Linked DNA regions of Homo sapiens: region 1 is linked to region 2. A link is a loop called in an ENCODE intact Hi-C map of the cell type or tissue named here. Cell type or tissue: MCF 10A. All regions are shown on one strand. Each heading gives the region's core, and the rest is flanking DNA. Links, peaks and the distances in the headings are about the cores only. Region 1 overlaps TMEM164 (transmembrane protein 164). Region 2 has its middle 92 kb from the start of TMEM164.

Region 1 (4,399 bases), core at 311-4,310, 180 kb after region 2:
ACAGGGTTTTGCGGTGTTGCCCAGTCTTGAACTCCTGGCCTCAAGTGATACTCCCACCTTGGCTTCCCAGTGTTAGGAATAAAGGCATGAGCCACCATGCCTGGTCAGGTTTTTTGTATGGTTTATGAATATTCAAAAAAGGATCTGTCTTTCATCAAATACAGGGTATGTAGATTGCCTTTGACTATCCTCAAGCTCAGATTCTCTCTCATATTGGTTAGAACCCTTTTCAGCTCCATTGTTGGCAGGCAGGTTGATACACATAGCTTTTAACCTGTTTCACAGTGTCTGTCAGCTACTCATCTAGTGGGTTCTGCTGGACCCATATGGAATCGTCTACCCCTACTACAATGTTCTCAGATGCTCTGAACCAGATAAACTATGTGAAACAGTACAGCCTCCCACATGTGTTACTACCTGAGTGTTACTTGTGAGGGCTCCCACTCCTAGCACACAGTGTGCCAGTACCAATTCTGCCATTTCTGCCCTTTTGATTTTGGGGAATTAGAGTCTCCATGTGAATGTAGACCAGTTTTGAGAATTGCTGATTTCCTCTGCAAGTAGTAACCACGTAGTCCAAATGGATGTCCGGTTTGCCAGTTTCTAGATGAACTCTTGGCTTCTAAGCCATGAGGCTGACAGTTGTGGAAGGACTCAATGTTTCCTATCTTCTTTTAGGTTTCTGTGGGCTGCTGCATGAATTGGCCAGATTGTTTTTTCTCATTTCAGTATTAGGCTTATTGTTAATGGAGATTTCTCCCAGATCCTGGTAATAAGTTGGCCATCAGTTTAAGTTTTCAGTGTTTGGGGAATTTTATCTTTTTCTATATCTTGATAGGTATTTGAGTGGGAAATTGAGAGAGGCTATGTTAGTGATTGCTAGCCAAGTGCTATTTTAAAGTAGAAATCCAGTGTATATTTTAGATTAGAGCAGAGATTGGCAACCATTTCCTGTAAAGGGCCAGAGAGTAAATATTTTAGACTTTGCAAGCCATATGATCTCTGTGTTTTAACTATTTAACTGTTGTTGGAGCATGAAAGCATCACAGAAAAATGCAAACAAATTAGTGTGGTTGTGTTCAAATAAAACTTTATTTACATAAACAGGAGGACCAGATGAAAAAGTTCTGGAGATAGCTGGCAGTCATGGTTACACAACAGTGTGAATGTACTTAATGGCACTGAACTGTACACTTAAAAGCAGTTAAGTTGGAAAAAATTTTATATATATATGTATATATGTGTATATATGTATATATGTGTATATATGTATATATGTGTATATATATGTATATATATATGTGTGTGTGTATATATGTGTGTGTGTGTGTATATATATAAAATCATGCCAATAAAGAAGCCAAAACAGAAAAACCATATTTTGCTGACTCTGAGTTTAGAGGAATTAGATCTAGCATAGGCAGAGAGAGAGAGGAAGAAATTACATATGTACAGTAGGACAGTGACTCTGTTAATAAGCTAGAAGGCAGTGGGAGACATTTGAGTATTTAAGAGGAATACCATAATGGGGATGGTGAGATCTTGGAAAGCTACAATTCATCCTAGTGATGTCATCTTATGATCTTTACAGATGGAGATACACAAGAGTTCACATTCACATTCTTTGACATAAGGATCAGAGTAGGGCTTTTCTACTTCTCTAGAGGCTTGAGAAACCTCTGCAGCTGTCAGAAGTGTTCATATCAGAAACAAAAGCTAACCAGTCATTTCTTTTTGCTTGTAGTACAAATGGTGACTAGTGATGCTTCTGGTAGTTGATCTGAGCTCTTCCCAGGACTAGAAGATCCTAGCATTTTAGTTATTAACCACAGCACACTTACTCAATAAAAGAGCAGTCATCAGTCTGAGTCAACTGTTTATACAGCCTCCAGCCTAAGATTCTTCCTTATCAGCTAGAGACCTGGGCTTAAGAATTTCACAATGGGCTGGGAGCCTCTTAGAGAAACTAGCCTTTTGAGACTTTCTCTGAGTTGGGCTCTCTTGTTTGTTGTTGTTGTTTTTGAAACTGTCTCACTCTGTTGCCCAGGCTGGAGTGCAGTGGCGTGATCATGGCTCACTGTAGCCTCGACCTCTGAGTTGGGATATCTTGAAGGAATACATGAAGGAAAAGGGAACAGAGATTAAGGTTTTCCAGGCTTTGGGTTGTAATCAGACAGTTTAGCTGTATTCTGAACACCCAGCACTTAATGTGCTTGGTTATCCATGTGTATGTATCAAGGGTGGGGGAACTCATGGAGTGAGTCACTGAGTGGTATGGTTTAAATGGCAGGAAACTCTTCCCTCACCCCGCCTTGGGTAAGAAAAGGGCATAGCAGAGCGCTGACACACATCCCTCTGCTCCAGAAAGTGTACAGTACCCCTCTGCTCCCCACTGAAACCCTAAAGTTGTTCATCTTCATGTGTGCCAGGAAAGGAGTGGATCTGTGATGCAAATAGGATTATTTGGTCATATCTGCTGACTCAGTCTAAAGAAGCTTTTGAAGGGGATGAGATGAAATTTCATCTATGCTGCAGAGAGCAGGAGGTGCATTGCTGGATGGAGAGAGGACTGTAGGCTGCATGTGAGCCAAGGTAGACGAGGGAAGCATGGGGGTGGGCATGAGGAACTGGGGCAGCCTGACACGTGATCTTGGCATTGCAAAACTGATATCCTGTTGGCCTTTGGGCCACATGATATGATGACAGTGCAGTATCCCCATGGCCCTTTCTTTTTCTAGATTTCATTTATGATACTCTCAGATTTTTAAATAGCATGACTTTCCCCAGGGAGAAATTCAGACCTCAGGTCTCTAGGACTGCTCTGAGGTCATGAGATAGACTCAGTTTGAACCTGTTGAGTTTAAATGTCTTGGAATGATTTTAGCATCTCAGTACCCCCTTTCCCAGTGCTCATCTGGTCAGCTGCTCTGGAACCTGAGGGATTCTAAACTGAGACTTAGTTTGGGGTCATATGCAGTTAAAAAGGGACAGTCTTTTGGCACCTTCACCTCGGAGGTGGCTGCTTTTTGGCTTAGCGTTGGACTCATCACTGAAAAAGATAGTTGAGAGGTTGTTTTTGACCTGAGCAGCCTTATTAAGACTCAGTTATTGGCAAAGGAGAGAAGGCTCTGCTTATAAATGTTGCAGATTTAAAGGGGAAAGAGGAAACCACAGTAAGTAAAGAGCGATTCAGGGAGACCAGTTTCTCTTTTTTATTCAGAATGCTGCTCAGGTATCTGCTTTCCTAGGAGCCACCTTATTGTCAGGTTCTGCCTTCGGTTTATGTGTATTCTTCCCTTAATTCTTAGAAGAGGGAAGATGCTTTGGGGTTGTTCACAGGTTCCCATTCGACATAAAATAGAAGCTGCCTACCTTTACATATACTCAGTTTTATCTTCTCCAAGTCTCCCAGAAGTTCTCTTTGAAAGTTCCTAGAGCAGGGACTGCTTTTATTTTTTTTCCTTCTCCTAGGCTTTAAGCATGTATTTAGATGTATGTCACCATTGGGTAAAAGAAAGGCTAAAGATTCAGATAACTTTTCCCATCTGTGGAAACATGGAAAGCAGTACTCAGCAGAGGAATGAGGACTGATTATTTTGGGCCTCTTTTTACTTTATCCAAGTGAAGAATCTACTGTGCTATATATTTGTCAAAAGCAATTCCAAAGGGCAGGGGTTGGGGGAAAGCAGTACGGCATAATAAGATTTGGGCAAGTTAGATAGGAGCTGTGCAGTTGGTAATGAAGAAGCAGAACTGTTTCTTTCTCATTATAAAAGTAATCCATGCTAATTGTAAGGAAAAGAAATAAAATATTATAGAAAGCAATAAAGAATACAATAATAATAACTGATAATTCCTGTTAATATGTTGGTATAATTTCTTCTTAGTTTTCTGTAGGTATAGATTTCGGCTCACTGCAACCTCTGCCACCCAGGTTCAAGCGATTCTCCTGCCTCAGCTTCCCGAGTAGCTGAGATTACAGGCACTGCCACCACACCCGGCTAATTTTTGTATTTTTAGTAGAGACAGGGTTTCACCATATTGGTCAGGCTGGTCTTGAACTCCTGACCTCATGATCCACCCACCTCAGCCTCCCAAAGTGCTGGGATTACAGGCGTGAGCCACCATTTTTAGAAACAAAATAAAGATCATTCTACATATGATACTTTGTAATATTTAAAATATAACGGGATTGTTTACCCATCTAATTAAGTATTCTTAACATGATTTCTGATGGCTACATAGTATTCCATTGTTTGGATGAACATAATATAATGTATTTAAACACTGTTCTGTTCAATTCAGCATTTGATTTATCGGGTAGACATGTTTTGAAGGGATCTTGAATAGTACAGTGGAATTAGAGTTATAGTTGCGGTTCTGCTTAATTCTTAGCTCT
Region 2 (4,399 bases), core at 115-4,114:
AGCTTTCAATTACTCACTCTAATGGAGAAGATCAGAGTCATAGGTAATCTAAAACTGTGCCAAATCCAAAGTCATCTCTGTTTGGCTTGGAAATGAACTGGATACACTTTTTTTTTTTTTTTTTTTTTTGCAGCATATTTACCTTTTGGATTTTTTTGTGCTTGGCCAATAATAAAATAAATTTACATTATCTAAGCACACTAGCTGACAGCACGTGAAAGTGCACAGAAATACTCCTGGGGAAAAAGAGAAGCTAAGATCATGATACTAAGTTTGCTGCAATGAAGAAGGGATTTACCATACATTTTTATTAGTGATTCTCAGAGTTTAGAAGAGATTTTTTAAAATTGTATGGGGAACTTGTTAAAAATGCACATTCGCAGCTCCAACCATTTTATAGGTGAGAAAACTGAGGTTCAGATAGGGGAACTGACCTGCTCCATGTTGTAAAGTTGAGGGCACAATGGGAAGTAGGACCTAAGTCTCCACAGCTCCTCATATAATGTACTAGGCAGCGATAATAATGGAGTCCTCTGAGGAAGAGAATAGAGAGAGAAGGCCATGTAGAAGGCAGAATAATGAAACTTGGGGATATTTTCACATTTGGTAGGGTGAGAGAAGGAAAAGAAGACAGCAAGAATGAGAAAGTGAATGAAGTTAATTTCTTTGAACTTGGCTGATCTCTCAGAAACTTCTAACCCAGTAGTTCTCAAACTACTATGCACCCAGGTCAATTTGAGCACCTGTTGAAAATATGGATCCCCAGACAATCTGATTTAATAGGTCTGAATTAGAGCTTAAGTTTGTGTTCTTTTTTCTTTAAGTCAGCACCCCATGTGATTCAGAATTAAGTAAATGGAAAATCACATCTTGAAAAATATTTGTCTAACCTTCTAAGATCTTGAAGTTTACGTCAAAATGTTTTAAGGAAATACCAAGATCTTTGAAAACGTGGGATTTCCCCTGTTGAATTACTTGGGACCAGGGATGAACTTTGACAGCCCAAAAGCTGCTGTGAGTGAGCACTCTGTCTGAGTAGTGAAAGCATGGCATGCTGCTTGAGGATGCAGGCTTTAGCACTACACTGGTCTGTGTTCAAATCCTGTTTCTGACACTTACTAGCTAAGTCATCTCTGTCAAATTCTTTGCTTCTGTGTGCCTCAGTTTCCTCATCTGCAAAGTGGGAATAATAATAGTATCTGCCTAGTAGAATTGTTTTGAGGGCGGTCTGTAAAAGTGTTTAATTTAGCAATCACTCAAACACAGCTTAGATTATTACTTTTTTCTTTTTCAGCGTTGCTTGCATGGTGGATCTTTTGCTCAGGATAAATCATCTGAAGACTCTAAGGCAGTTACAGTGACCAACTTTACCTGTTTGCCCAGGACCGAGAGGTTTCCCAGGATGCATGATTTTGGTGCAAAAAGACAGGCCCAAGCAAACCAGGATGGTTGGTCACTCTGAAGGCAGACCTCTCTGAAGCCCTTCAAGTACTTATTTGCATACATAATATTTTTTACTGGTAAACAGTAGTTATCAGCTGCTCTGCTAATTCAACAAGGAATAATTGCTGAAGGTTATCTGATACTATACATCTAGTAGCTACTCCAACTAAAATTTCTAACTTGAGCAGCTTGCAGAGAAGTGCATGGGAGTGATGCACACTTCTGGGATTCCCGAAATTCCCTATATCTGGATTGTGCTCAGCTGTACTGTATATATTTCTTAACTAGGTGATAGATTTCTTTTTGTAAATATGTGGTTGTCTATTAATAGGATCACAATAGTCTCAGAATTCTATTTGGTGGCTCAATAAATGTAAGCTGAATGAATAAATGACTATCAATTGAAATGTCTTCACTTGGGTGTTTGGGAGACTTGATTTATGAAATTGAGAGGTACAGTTTGAAAACCATCTCAGACAGCAATTTCCTCCCTTGCACAGCACTAATTCTCTCTTAATGTGGCTTCCCAGAATAAAGGCATGACACAAGACAGGCACTTACCTTGTCTTGGTGAAAAGGCTCTTGAGATGCCTGTGAAGAGGATTTTCAGAGTTTCTAAATTTGGCCCTGAAGTCATCTGAGATGCGTATACATTCACATATACATATACATATACATCTGTCAAAAACAGAGCAATGCCAGGATAAAGTCACATATCTCACCCAGCTATGTCCCAGATGGGACATGACCTTTGTTGTATACACTCTTTTGTGGACTAGTGCTTTGTACATGTTAGGGTGATGAGGTTAAGGGTTTAAAAGGCCTTTCTTTTTAAAGATCCATTGTGTTTTCTCAGGCTGGAAAAATTGTCATCCTCCATTCGCCACTAGATGGCCCATCATTCAAAAAAATTCCTTGTTTTCTAAAAAAAAATTTAGGGAACAAGGTTCCCATAATGATTTGAGTATTCCCATCATGATTTTTCAGCCATATCATAGCAAATCACCATATATTCTTTCAGTATTTACTTTAAATTGGCTACTTTCTAACTTAAATATGCCTATTTTAGAAGTAAACTGGAAGGTGAACAGGAAAAAAGAGAGAAAGTTATACATAGATGAAAAATTCAATGGCCCTGGAGAGAAAGAGCTGCCTCAAGGATGAATAGGAAGGGGAACTGGGCCTGGAGTTGGTGATTCAGGACTCAAGGGGCCAAGATCAATAGTAGGCAGAAAGATAAAGGGGGCGGGTGAGAAAGAAGGACTCTCAAAACTGACACGGAAAAGCTGGGCCAGAGGTAGGAAGAGGGAGGCATGGAACCTGGGGGATAGAGAGCGGAGCTGAAACAAATATAGAAATGTTGGCACAAAATGTTTGTGTAAGAGAAGGCTACAACTGAGTCGGGCATACCAGAAGCTGAAAGAAAGGTGAAGCCTAGCAGTATAGTTTGAAGTCAGGTAGCGTGATGCCTCCAGCTTTGTTCTTTTGGCTTAGGAATGACTTGGCAATGCAGGCTCTTTCTTGGTTCCATATGAACTTTAAAGAAGTTTTTTCCAATTCTGTGAAGAAACTCATTGGTAGCTTGATGGGGATGGCATTGAATCTATAAATTACCTTGGGGAGTATGGCCATTTTCACAATATTGATTCTTCTTATCCATGAGCATGGAATGTTCTTCCATTTGTTTGTATCCTCTTTTATTTCCTTGAGCAGTGGTTTGTAGTTCTCCTTGAAGAGGTCCTTCACATCCCTTGTAAGCTGGATTCCTAGGTATTTTATTCTCTTTGAAGCAATTGTGAATGGGAGTTCACTCATGATTTGGCTCTCTGTTTGTCTGTTATTGGTGTATAAGAAAGCTTGTAATTTTTGCACATTGTTTTTGTATCCTGAGACTTTGCTGAAGTTGCTTATCAGCTTATGGAGATTTTGGGTTGAGATGATGGGGTTTTCTAGATATACAATCATGTCATCTGCAAACAGGGACAATTTGACTTCCTCTTTTCCTAATTGAATGCCCTTTATTTCCTTCTCCTGCCTGATTGCCCTGGCCAGAACTTCCAACACTATGTTGAATAGGAGTGGTGAGAGAGGGCATCCCTGTCTTGTGCCAGTTTTCAAAGGGAATGCTTCCAGTTTTTGCCCATTCAGTATGATATTGGCTGTGGGTTTGTCATAAACAGCTCTTATTATTTTGAGATACGTCCCATCAATACCTAATTTATTGAGAGTTTTTAGCATGAAGGGCTGTTGAATTTTGTCAAAGGCCCAAAACAGCATGGTACTGGTACCAAAACAGAGATACAGATCAATGGAACAGAACAGAGCCCTCAGAAATAACACCACACATCTAAAACTATCTGATTTTTGACAAACCTGGCAAAAACAAGAAATGGGGAAATGATTCCCTATTTAATAAATGGTGCTGGGAAAACTGGCTAGCCATATGAAGAAAGCTGAAACTGGATCCCTTCCTTACACCTTATACAAAAATTAATTCAAGATGGATTAAGGACTTAAATGTTAGACCTAAAACCATAAAAACCCTAGAAGAAAACCTAGGCAATACCATTCAGGACATAGGCATGGGCAAGGACTTCATGTCTACAACACCAAAAGCAATGGCAACAAAAGCCAAAATTGACAAATGGGATCTAATTAAACTAAAGAGCTTCTGCACAGCAAAAGAAACTACCATCACAGTGAACAGGCAACCTACAGAATGGGAGAAAATTTTTACAATCTACCCATCTGACAAAGGGCTAATATCCAGAATCTACAAAGAACTCAAACAAATTTACAAGAAAAAAAAAACAACCCCATTAACAAGTGGGCGAAGGACATGAACAGACACTTCTCAAAAGAAGACATTTATGCAGCCAACAGACACATGAAAAATGCTCATCATCACTGGCCATCAGAGAAATGCAAATCAAAACCACAATGAGATACCATCTCA

The links. Hi-C counts contacts between places; a loop is a spot of excess contacts. Peaks named below come from ENCODE experiments on the same cell type or tissue, not always from the same donor. Only the 100,000 strongest peaks of a DNase experiment are listed, where the experiment ranks them.
Region 1: it touches region 2 in a loop (7-fold over the local background); 1 of 110 quality-filtered maps calls a loop at or near these places.

Annotation. Positions count from the first base shown.
Region 1 is chrX:110,085,359-110,089,757 of GRCh38, forward strand. The region is part of intron 3 of TMEM164 (transmembrane protein 164); the gene reads left to right. Among named protein-coding and RNA genes, the nearest start is that of MIR3978, 5.4 kb to the left of the region's middle. In MCF 10A, for the core only: no CTCF peak of the experiment used is centred there; DNase peaks (open chromatin) are centred at 1,893 and 2,423.
Region 2 is chrX:109,908,891-109,913,289 of GRCh38, forward strand. No RefSeq gene overlaps it. Among named protein-coding and RNA genes, the nearest start is that of TMEM164, 92 kb to the right of the region's middle. In MCF 10A, for the core only: a CTCF peak has its summit at 2,325 (motif pointing right); no DNase peak of the experiment used is centred there.